2 separate regions of the Homo sapiens genome follow, and region 2 is linked to region 1. The links are chromatin contacts, found by POLR2A ChIA-PET in ENCODE. All regions are on one chromosome and are shown on one strand. Each heading gives the region's core, a stretch centred on a gene start or an enhancer-like site at or near the end of the contact. The rest is flanking DNA. Distances are from core to core; before and after follow the strand shown. Region 1 holds the start of MRPL23-AS1 (MRPL23 antisense RNA 1). Region 2 has its middle 30 kb from the start of MIR483.

Region 1 (6,150 bases), core at 2,695-5,194:
TGTCTGACACGGGCCGTCTGCTCCTCCTTGGACAGTTGCAGCACTCAAATGTTAAAACAATTTTTTAAAATAAATTTTTCTACTTTTTTTTTTTTTTGAGACAGGGTGTCACTCTCTTGCCCAGGCTGGAGTGCAGTGGTATGATCATGGCTTGCTGCAGCCTCAACCTCCTGGGCTCACGTGATCCTCTCACCTCAGTCTCCCACATAGCTGGGAATACAGGTGCGCGCCGCCGCACCTGGCTGATATTTGGTAGAGATGGGGTCTCACTATGTTGCCCAGGCTGGTCTCCAACTCCTGGACTCAAGCAATCTGCCCACCTTGGCCTTCTAAAATACTGAGATTACAGGTGTGAGCCACCACACCTGGCCCCAAATAAAACAATTTAAAAAGGAAAAAAGTGTGTGTGTGGCAGGAAGAGGAGGGTGAGGCCCGGAAGGAACTGAAGGAAACAAACTCAAGGAGAACAGCTGGTCCCCACGCCAGCGTCGACGCTCCAAGTCCTTCACCTCGGAGCCGAGCAGGGGCTGGGGGCACGGGGAGCTTGTGGCCTTTCTGGTGAAGTGACTCTTTTCTGGAACTTTCCAAACACCCTCCCCGCCCCCCGCCATGCCCCCCACCGCCTTTCCTTCCTTCTTTCTCACCCGCTTCCTTATTCCTTACTGTTCATCACAGACAAAGTTCCTGGGTAGGAGTGCGGGCAACTGCCGTTTGGGATCCATGGGGGCCTCCCGCCATTGGGCAGCCCCTCTCCCTGGCTTGTGGGGAGGCTCAGGTGAGCCCAGGTCTCCCTCTCCCACCGCATGGGAGTGCAGGATCCACAGGCTGATGGCTGTTTGCCAAAGGATGGGGACATTGGGGCACAGCACGGGGACACTTACTCAGCAGACAGCACCCTGACTGGCAAGATTGAAGAGCTCCCCTTCCTTGCTAAGACTCCCATGAAACACACAGGGGGCTGCTCAGGGGGTGCAGGCGGCAGGAGCGGGGACAGCTCAGAGGTGGGTGTGGCACAGGGTTCATGGCATAAGAGGGGTGGCCTCGGGAGCCAGGGCGGGGGCAGCCTGGAGCCAGCAGCCCTGAGGCCATGCACATCCACAGCATGCTGGCGGTGACAGCCCCGACCCGTGGCAGGGGAGCAGGCTCTGGGCTTGTCTGACCCGTGAGCACCCAGTGGCCTGGTGGCCTCAGCCCTCGTTGCCAGCCTCTTTCTAAGGTCAAGCCTGTGCTCTCCAGCCAGAGAAGGCATGCTGGGCTGGGCTGGGCTGGGGTGGGCAGGGCTGAGCTGGGCAGGGCAGGGCAGGGCTGGGCTGGGCAGGGCTGGGCAGGGCAGGGCAGGGCTGAGCTGGGTAGGGCAGGGATGAGCTGGGCTGGGCAGGGCTGGGAAGGTCAGGGCTGGGAAGGGCAGGGCAGGGCAGGGCAGGGCTGGGCTGGGCTGGGCTGGGCAGGGCAGGACAGGGCTGGGCTGGGTAGGGCAGGGATGAGCTGGGCTGGGCAGGGCTGGGAAGGGCAGGGCTGGGCTGGACTGGGCTGGACTGGGCAGGGCTGGGCAGGGCCGGGTGGAGTGGGCGATGGTGTCCATCCCGCTTAGTGGCTTCCTCTCACAGGAAGTCTGACCACCCTTCAATGCTGGGGGTCTAGGCTGGGCAGGTGGACGTGGGGGTCCATTTCTAGGCTCTAGACCCAAGGCCTTCCTGCTGCTCAGAGGTTCCTAGGCTCAGCAGAGAGGGCGGGGACAGAAGGTCCGAAATTCCATGTCCTTGGGATCCCATCTGCCCGTCCTTCCCGCCCAGCCCAGCCCAGTCTGTCTGCTCCCCAGCCTCCCACGCCCCCCATTGGCGTGCATGAGTGACATGCGTGTCCCGCACACCCTCGGTCCTGTTGTCCATCTCCCCCATCGCCCGCACACCCTCGGTCCTGTTGTCCATCTCCCCCATCGCCCGCACACCCTCGGTCCTGTTGTCCATCTCCCCCGTCGCCCGCCACCCACGCCGTCCCCACTGCCTTAGGCTGGCTGCCCCTTTGGACAGGGGCTTTGTCTACCCAAGTCACAGGACACGTGAAATTCAGCCTTAATTAAGTTGTTGGGTGATGGAGTCCCAGATGTGGGAGGCTCAGCCAGACCCTCTTGGGCTGCCCACCCGGAGAGCGACTGGGGCTGAGAGCCTCGCCTGGGGCCACTGTGCAGCTGCCGCCTCCCGCCTCCCACCTCCCGCAAAGGCCTGGGAGTGGGGCCCAAGGCAGCTGCAGCCCCACAGCCTGGCCTTGACCCTGGGCTGCCCCACAGCCCCCCTGCTGGCTCCGTGCCCACTGGGAAAACAAGCTCCTTATCTCGAATGCTTCCTGTGAACTGCAAACAGCCACGTGTCCCTTGGGAGCCACTCTTGATGAACGTGCCCTCTGTCCCACGACCCAGGGTGAGGCCGTTCACCCTCGGGCTGGGGGCCACCGGGACTGGAGGCTCTAGGCCTGGAATGAGGGGAGGGGACCTGCGGCAGGGCAGAGCCAGGCTGGAGACCACTGCATTGGGAGGGTGAGGAGGGAGAGGAGGGGGCAGGAGGGTTTGGGTCCAAGGCCTGGTTGCACAGGACAGCTGGGGATGGGGGAGAGGGGCACAGGCCAGAAAGGCTGGGGCTGCGGGGGCTAGCTAAGAGGCGAGGGTTCTGGGTGGCAGCAGCAGGCAGGGACCTTCCCGGCGGCCCCAGTGGCTCCCTCCCTCCCAGAACCCTTTCTCCTTCCTTGGGCCTAGAGCTTCCTCCACGTACTTTTCCCCGCCCCCGCCTTTCCCCTCTCTCTCACCCCGCTCAAACATGCTGTGACCTTTCCAGGGCCCCTGGACATCACTCACTGGGTGACAGAGGTTGACAGGCATGGAGCTAAGGAATGGGAGGCAGGGCGGGGGCGGCCAAGCCTCTCCAGCCGCTCCCTTCCCGCTTGCCCCACAGACGGGCCTCCCTGGATGGTCCTGGGTCAGCACACACGCTCCCAGGCGCTTCCTTCCCCAGGAGACAGTCCCCAGCCCCTGGCGGCCCAGATCCTCCTGCTCAGGCCGACGCATCCCACCTGGGCCCCAGAAACCTCTTTGGAAAGGGACAGTCACCTCAGAGTGGCAAGCACTTAAAAGAGACCCCCAACAGGCCGGTGTGTCGTGGTGGCAGGCAGGGTGTGTCTGGAGAGAAGGGGGACGTGTCCCCAGCTGGGCCTGGGGGCGGCTCCGTGGGAAAGTCCCACCTGGTCCCAGCCCCGGGTCTCCAGCCTTCAGACTCCTTGGGGGTCTCTGTGGCCTGGCAGAGGTCGGTGGCCCCTCAGTGGAGGTGAGGCCTCTCCTGGGTCACCACCGCACACCGGCCTGCTGGGAAGCTGGGGTTCTGGGCCACAGCCGGCCCTGGACGTGGAGGGGGGCATCAGGCCAGACCCCCCAGGGGCTCACAGGGCTCTGGGAGGCCCTGGCAACCCCAGGGTGCCCCCAAGCCCTCAGAAGGGTTGTCCCTACTTGGAGGGGACCACACAGCCAGGTGGGCAGGAACAGGCACCACGGCGGCCCTTCCCTGTCCACCCTCTCACCAGTGGCCCGCAGTGCAGTCCAGGAAGCACCGGACAGAGCACGGGGCAGGGAGGGGAGGCCCGTACTGGCTTCACAGAGGTCTGGGAGGGGCTAGCCCCTGTGCAGACAGACCCCTGAAGCCTAGAGCCGCCGGCCCAGCTGAGGTCCTTCCCAGGGGCCATTCTGGGACCCCTGACCCCATGCACCTGTGTCACAGGGCTATGAGCGCCCCCAGCCCCAGGACCTCCACGTTTCTCTCTAGAGGGAAGAGGAGGAGGACGGCAGGCCTGCTGGCCCCACACTTACTGGTTGGGGACGCTCAGAGGGGGCAGCCGCCATGCCGGGAAGTTAGGGTGGGCAGAGGAGCAGCGGTGCCAGGACCCCCAGGCCATGCTGCCACCCCGGACCCTGAACAGTGGGCTAGTGTGTGGGCCTGGGGAGTGAGGGCCCAGGCCGGGCTGGGTCTCGCTCCATAAACCCTGGCTGGCCGGAGCTGCAGACATCACTGTTGACACAGGGGTGATGTCACTGCCGGCCAATGGGGAGACCCTCGGGGGCCCTACGTGTGCCTCTCTGTGCTCCCAGGGCCCCCGCCACGCACGCCGCCTGCTCTGAATGCTGCCTGCATAAACCGGTTTTTCTAAATGTCTTTGGGGCCCTGCTTGCCCCCTGGGCCCCATCTCCTGCTCATCCCACCCCACCCTTGGGCCCAGCCTATGAGCCAAGCGGGAGTGGGGAGTGGCGGAGAGCCCTGGGCCTGCCCGCTCCCACAGGCATGTGGGCCCCAGAGCCCTGACCCCTGCACCTTCACCTCGCCAGCCTCTCTCCCATCTGCCACGACCCCAGCTGCCACCATGGCTCCCCACAGTCACCCCTGGGCCGTCTCTTCCTCCTGTCGGGAGAATGTTCCTCCTGGGAGAGCCTGAGGCCCCCTCTCTGCTCCTTGCTCCCCCGTCTGTCTCCCCTGCCCTGCCTTGCAGCCCTGCCCTGGGTCCATATGCTCAGAGCTGGCTACATATCCTGTGGCTGCCCATGACACATAGCTCCCCCAGGCAGGGCCGGACCCCGGGCACCTCTTTGCCTCCAGGGCCGGCCCCACTCTGTTGGAGGTCAGCCGGTTCCGAGGCCTCCAAGCCGCCTTTCTACTTCTCGATTCCAGGGCCTGGTCTCCACTCCCTCTGGGCTTTGGGGTGCATGCTGCAGTGCAGCCTCCCCGCGCCCCGGCCTCCATGCACCCTGCTCGTGCTGCCTCAGAGGCTTGGCATCTCCCCCATCTTCCAGCCAGGCAGCCAGTTTTCTGCAACGTGGGGCCCACGGTCAGCGTCCCCCACAGCCCTGCCAGCCCTTCTCCCCGGGGGTCCGCCCTGCACCCCCTTCCCAGGAGCTTGCTCTGCACCCACTGCTGGGCCTCCTGGCCTAGGGGCTTGGCACGTGCCTGTGAGCAGAGGCGCTGGGCAGGAGGAGGAGGAGGAGCCTGCAGTGCCTGGCGCCCGTGTGTGTTTACTGGTCCGGCCCCAGCCCCGCGCCGCTCCCCGCGGACCCGGCCTCCCGCCTGTGTCCAGCCAGGTGTTGGGTGATGGAGCGGGGCTCCCTAAGGACAAGGAGCACAGTGTCTGCTTTCTTTGCAAGCACAGTGCTGACAAGGAACAGAATACCCACAGCGACTGCTTCCAGGAAACGGCTGCAGGGCGGGCGGGAGCCTCTGCGAGAGCAGCCCCTTCCCAGCAAGCCGGCCTGCAGGTGGGCTTCCAGGAAGGGGCCCCCGCTGGCTTCCCTCAGCCCTGGAAGGGGGCCAACGGTGTCACCAGGAGCAGGCCAGGGAGCGGGGTAGAGGGGGGAGAAAGAGAAAGGAGAGGCGCGGAGGAGGGAAGGAGGGACGGGGCGCAGGCCTATGCTATGCCTAGTGTGGTTACCACAGCCTTAAGGGAGAGCAAGGCTGACCACAGCTCCTTCTCGAACCTTCCAATCCCCCTTTTGAGAAGTCACAAGATCTCCACTCAGGTCTTTGGCTCTCTGGGGCTTGTCAGGCATCACACACACACACACACACACACACACACACACACACACCCGTGCACACCCATCTGAAAACACAAGCAAGCTGGGCCACTGGGGGAGACCATTCCCTGAGACCCAGCCGGGGTCCAGGTTGAGGGGCTGACCTCCTGGCCCCCATGTTGGGAGGGCCGAGGAGGGCCCCCGCCCGGACCCACTGCGCCCTTGGCTCTGAGTGCTCAGATCCCACCCCCATCTCTAGAGAGGAGGAAATCATTTATCTTCCTGGGAGCTCGGGGTCGGGGAGAGGGGGCTGCCCTCCTTGAGTCCCCGACTGTTTTCTTTGAGACTTCCCAGGGTGCATTGTAGTCAGACCCAAAACATCGCTTTGTCCCTGTTGAAGGGACTTCACTTCCTTCGTAGAGTTGGGATTTTCTGTCTCCATTCGGTGGTATACCAAGTGCCTGCCTCCCACACCCAGCTGCCCCTAATCCCTGCCTGAAAACGTGCTCCTGGGTCACGGAATTCATGCTGAGACACAGCCACACACAGCCAGGCTCAGGGGTCCACCCTCCAGGGAACACCACCCCGCTACAGGGCCACGATCACAC
Region 2 (5,749 bases), core at 376-2,875, 110 kb after region 1:
GACAGGGGATCAAGCCTAGTACAGAGCCGAGCAGCGGGAGGGACCACCCTGCCAGGCCAAGGGAGGAAGACCCGGGGCCTCCAGACACAGTGTACCAGAGGAGAACCCTTCCCATCCAGCATGGCCAAGCGGGACCCGTGTGGCACTTGAAGCTGGGTCCCTGGACTCACCACCTTCCCTCACTGGACCCCTCGGCAGCCATGCAGGTGGGGCTCACTCCCCTTTCTACTCGCCACCCTGCAGAGGAAGCTTCTTCTCGGCCAGCTGGCCCACCTGTGCCCCTCCCTCAGGAACCCCACCTGGCCCACCCCACAGCTCCTGTGTGTTCCCAGGGGCATCTGATCCTTCAGCCTGGCCCCTCTTTCCTCTCCAGCCACCTGTGCTGCCATTCCAGTGACAGCCAGGCCAAACTCCCTGCTGGGTCCCCAAATGTCAGGGCGTCTCTCTCACCTCTGTTCCCTCCTCCTGGAATGCCCTTCCTGCTGCCTCATGGCACGCTTCTCTTGGGCCGTTTCACAGGTGTCGCTTGGGGCTTGAGGATTTCAACCTCATGGGTTTTTAGATTAGAGTTAGAAAGAGGGGAGACCTTCACCTGGAGGCAATGATTCAAAGACAGGCAGATTACTTCTCTCCATCGACCCGCACAACCATCTTGGCAGCCCATTTTACAGAGAAGCCTAGACCAAAGGAATGAGGTGTCTTTCAAAGGCCACACAGAGCCAGGAGAGACTCTTCCCCACACTGACGTCCACTGGGACCCCAGCCTTAGTGCTCCCTGTGTGTGTCTGTCACTGTCATTGTGGAAAATAAAAGGTCCTGAAAGGACAGTCTCAGGTCCTGGTCCTGGTCTTAGATGTGACTTATGATGACTTCAAATCCATAAGACACAGATGCAGTGGGTAAATTGAGGCAGCCTCTTGTTTCTTAGCCAAAGAACTTGTTCAAGAAGTTTTCTTAGCAATGGGCTTCCAATTATCAAACCTGGATGATATAGAATTGTGGTGGAAAGGGTGGTAGATAGGTGGGTGGATAGATGGGTGGGTGAATTGATGGATGGATGGGTGAGCGGATGGATGGATGGATGGATGGATGGATAAATGGATGGATGGATGGATGATCGATGGATGGGTAGGTGGGTGAATGGATGGAGGTTGGAATGGATGGATGGATGGATGAGTGAATATGTAGGTGAGTGGAAGGATGTGTGGGATGGATGGGTGGATGAGTGGATGGGAAGGTGGTGTGTGAATGGATGAATGGATGGTTGAGATGGATGGATGATTAGGATGGATGGATGGATGGACGGATGAAAGGATGAGTGGGTAGAGGAAAGGATGAATGGATGGGTGAGTGGGGGATGTGGAGACATGAGGATGAATGTAGACGTATGAATAAGTAGGTGGATGAATGAAGAGCAGGTGGGTAGATGGAAGGGTGGATGAACAGTTGGATGGAGGAATGAATGGATCCTCAAATAGCACTTTCTTTGGCTAAGGTGTTGTAACCTTGAATCATGGAGAATGATTGCCAGGCACCCTCCACTCTGTGAGTCTCTGGTTCTCTGCCATGACCCCCAGGGCCATAGAGCAGTGTGGCTTCTCAATCCCCAAATAAGGTGGACAAAGTCCGCACTGGCAGGCCCAGGGAGCAGGAAGTCCGGGTGGGGTGGGAGGCCCTGCTCCCGGAGCTGAAGTCAGTTCCTTCTTTTCTAAACAATGAGGCCTGGCCTGATCTTTGCCGCACCTCCACCCTGCTCCACCCAAGCTCCCTCCACATCTGATGGGGCTCTGGGGCCCTCAGAGCTGGATGCAGGGAGCTGGGGGCTGGAGCAGGAGGGCCAAAAAGAGCAGGACCCACATAGTTTGCAAAAGGCTCAGTCGTGGAAATGCTGCCTTCCCTGCAGCCAAGGCTCCTGGAGCCAGTTTCCCCCAAGCTTCTTTCTGTAGGGAGATAGGAGCTGGGGGTTTGTTGGCCAAGACATGACTTTGGTTTCTTGTTTTCGTCTTTCTTCTTCAAGTCCATAGTTGGAAGGCCCTGCATCCCCTTCTCTCTCCTGTGTCCTCTTCCTTATGGTCATCCTGCTCTGTCCCCCCACTTCCCTTTCCTTGCCCCTCTCTCTGACCCACCATGGCCAGTCTGGCAGAGGAGGAGACTGGAAGAGTAGAGTAGGAAGGAAAACCAAGTCTGCCCTTGCCAGGGCACGGAGGACCAGACTTTCCAACCCAACCGTGGCTCCCAGTTTCAGTGACCAAGCTGGGGCTCTTAGGCCTAAGCAGGGGCTCTCCTCTGCTCCAGCTCTGTCTCCTGCATTGGCAGGAGAGAGCCTCTCCCACAGAGCTGTCCCTGGAACAGAAGGACAAGCTGAAAACCAGAGAATCTCCCCCTCTCGTGCTAAGGGTAGCCAGAGTGTTCCACGGCCCTGGAGACACCATCCACCACCCTCCCAGTGGGCTTCCTGGAAACCCAGAGATGGCTCCAGGGGCTCTGCCCTCCTGGGAAGCCACTTAGAGCCCAAAGAGCGCTTTCCACATGGAAATAAGGGGTCTCTTCTGAGGGTAGGGGTGCTGCAGTACAGAGCAGGGGCAGGGCCGGGAACTGGGGACACAGGCCTGTGTGGACTCAAAATGAACGAGGGCCGTCCTGTGCGTGCTCCACTCCAAATCCCATCTGCTCCCACACTGCTGGCCCAGGGAAAATCTGGGTAGTGACAGTGGCCGTCCCTCACGCCCTCCATGGCCAGGTGCCAGTAGCGTGTTCCACAAGCATCACCTTCGAAACCCTGAAGGAGTCAGGACTGTCGCTGTTCCAGACAAGGAGACTGAGGATGAGTCTCCATTAAGTGGCTTTCCCGCAGACACACAGTAAGTGGCACAAGAGTCAGGAGTTTGAGCCCGGGTCAGCCCAGCTCCAGCCATGGTCGCAGGGGCTGCCTGCAACCCCTGACGAGGGGCACCCCGGGGAGGCCTGGACCCAGCACCTGCAGCCCAACCTGGGCAGAGGCTGATCCAGCAGCTAGGAAGGGCATGGGTCCAGGAGATGGCAGAGCAGGGAACAGAGCGCTGCCGCTCAGGGTACTCCCGGGGAGCTGTGGTTCTCAGTGGAGGCCGCTCCCACACTGACACTCAGGCACCCTTTCACCTGCTGATGCCCAGACACTGCTGAGGCCAACACAACAGACCCACAGCCTGGGTCAGCACGGACAAGGGTGCTTCCTGGCTCCTCCTGACCATTGCTGAATGAATGATGGGTGAATGAATGAATTAACAAATGATGGCTGACTGATGAAAAGCAAGAACACAGATGGAACCAGAGCTTCTGGGGCGCGGAGGCAGGGGCACAACCCCCTCCCGTGCCGGAGTGCGCACACACACACACAGGGGTACACACATGCACGCACAGACACACATGCATACACACACATGCCCACACATGCAAACACACATTCATATACACACACGCCCACACACACAAACACACATTCATATACACACATGCCCACACATGCAAACACACATTCATATACACACGCACGCCCACACATGCAAACACACATTCATATACACACACGCGCAGCAGGCCTCCTTGGTCAAGGCCTCCAGAGCTTTGTCCTTCCTCACGGTTCCAGTGGCCCAGAAGACTCACCATGTTGCCTTGCCCCAGCCCAGGGCCCCAAGTGAGTGTATCAGGATCCCTGAGCCCGCCCCGAAATCCCCAGGTTTCCACCGCTCCCAGCAGGAAGCCGTGCTTCATGCATGAGGCCTCCCTCACCTGTTAATTTCCGCTGATCCTGCCAACCCCCAGGTGAGGGCAGCCATGGGGACCCCAGTGGCCCAGAGCTGGGCCCAGGAAAGGGACCAAAGGCCCAGGGGGCCTTGCTCCTGGAGCCAACTCCACTCAATGCCAGGGCACAGAGGGAAACCAGGCACTGTGGCCAGGCCCCTGGGAAGGGTCATGGGTGCATGCTCAGCAACCCTCGGCCATCATGTGGCTGCAGGCCCAGCCTGTTGCTAGGATTAGTCCCGGATTAGCCCACTGAGGTCCCAGAGGCTCGAGTGTCCTGGTCACCAGTGCTATAGAAACCTGGCCAGAGGCAGGGGGTGGAGACTGGTTCCTCCTTGGTGGGCTCTTCCCTCCAGGCCCAGTCTGAGCCTTACCCTTTCCTGAGCCAGCTCTGGAGTGCCTGGGGCCTGAGCTCCCACCCCCAGCCCTGCGGGAGCCCTTCTCCACAGAGCTCTGCACCTAGGGAAGTTGTAGCTTTCCAGAATCAGCTGTTTTCCAGATCCCGGAATGAAAACGGATGACCGATCATGTTGTGCCTGATGTGGAAAAGCGAAGCGTTTGTTCTCTCCCTTCTCAGATGCTCCTTAATACAGAAAACGTCAGAGCTGGTTCACCCTGCTGCCCCAGGAGCACCCTGGAGCTTCCCTCCCCAGGCCCAGCCCAAGCACCGCCTCCTGAGAACTCTCCTCCCCTCACTGACCCCTGTCCCATCTGTCTCTGCCCTGAAGGAACACCAAGTTGGGGCTGTGGGGCTGGGACCAGGCCTCGGAGCCAGGTAGCAGCCCATTGGGGGACAGCTCAAGAGGCTCCGAGAGCTCCCTGTGACATCTGAGAGGCCAGCAGGACGAAGGCCACAGCCAGCAGCCAGGACCTGACCACTTGCCCAGGCTGGTCTGAGCTCCTGGCCAGGGGCCTCTTGGCAACATGACCTGGCAGGTGCTGTCTGTCCATTATTCCCCTCTCACGGATGTCCCCGGCCTCTGTGGACATGACCGCCTAGCCCTGAAACTCCAAATGTACCTTTCTGCCTCTCCTCTTCTCTGTCAGGTGATGCCATCCTTCCCAGGGGCCTTCTGGGCTCTTCACTCCTCTAGGCCCTCAGCAAAGGCTCTCACTCTGCCCTCAGCACACACCAGGGTGCAACCACCCTCACTCCTCCACCAGTCCCTCCCAGTCACTCCCTTCTGTGTGTATCCCAGCAGGTGCCTCCACTTCTCCTCTTGCACTCTGGTCACTCAGCAGCCACAGGATCCCTTCACTCCTAAGCAGAGACCTCCACTAGCCCCACTTCTCTCCAAGAAAAAGCTGCATCCCCTTCAGGGCTTCCTGATGCCTTCCTGGGCAAGCTCCCCTTGGTTTCTCAGGTGTGTTTCTCAACAACCCATGCTTCCTCCCTATCCACCACTCCTCAGAGACGCCACATCACCTCTCTACAAGCCTTGTACCCGCTGCTCCTGCCATGAGATGCTCTCCCCCAGATGTCCATGTGAGTATGTGGTGGGGGCTAGAAAGGTATGTAGATGGGTAAATGGTTGGCTGGGTAGATGGCTGGATGCGTGGGTGGATGCATGGATCCATGGAAGGAAGGAAGGAAGGAAGGAAGAGAGGGAGGGAGGGCAAGAGGAAAGAAGGAAGGAAGGAAGGAAAGAAGGAAGGAAGAGAAGAAGGGAGGGAGGGAGGATGAATGGGTGCACAGATGGGTGCATGGATGGGTGCATGGATGGGTGCATGGATGGGTGGATGAACAGATGGATGGATGAACAGATGGATGGATGGATAAGTGGATGCATGGATTCATGGAAGTAAGGAAGGAAGGAAGGAAGGAAGGAAGGAAGGAAAGGAAGATGGATGGATGCATGGATGGGTGCATGGATGGATGGATGGATGCATGCATGGATGGAAGGAAGGATGGATGGGTGGATGGATACATGAACAAATGAGTGGGTGGATGGATGGATGGATGAATGGG

The links. ChIA-PET counts read pairs that join two places held with the same protein, here RNA polymerase II (POLR2A).
Region 2: POLR2A ChIA-PET joins it to region 1 with 13 read pairs in HepG2. The contact joins the enhancer-like site here to the promoter of MRPL23-AS1 in region 1. POLR2A ChIA-PET finds 5 or more read pairs at or near these places in 2 of 52 experiments (HepG2 and Panc1).

The regions. Positions count from the first base shown.
Region 1 is chr11:1,985,976-1,992,125 of GRCh38, forward strand. MRPL23-AS1 (MRPL23 antisense RNA 1) reads right to left here and starts at 3,945. Exons shown (of 4, transcript NR_024471.1): 1 at 3,851-3,945. LINC01219 (long intergenic non-protein coding RNA 1219) reads left to right here and starts at 5,121. Exons shown (of 3, transcript NR_126400.1): 1 at 5,121-5,284; 2 at 5,963-6,150. It also overlaps a transcript of MRPL23 not described here. RefSeq lists enhancers at 915-5,834, 915-1,769, 1,764-5,834.
Region 2 is chr11:2,101,113-2,106,861 of GRCh38, forward strand. No RefSeq gene overlaps it. Among named protein-coding and RNA genes, the nearest start is that of MIR483, 30 kb to the right of the region's middle. RefSeq lists an enhancer at 1-3. Within about 2 kb of position 1,626, at least 4 of the 41 ENCODE cell types and tissues checked have a DNase peak (open chromatin) inside an H3K27ac peak, as active enhancers do.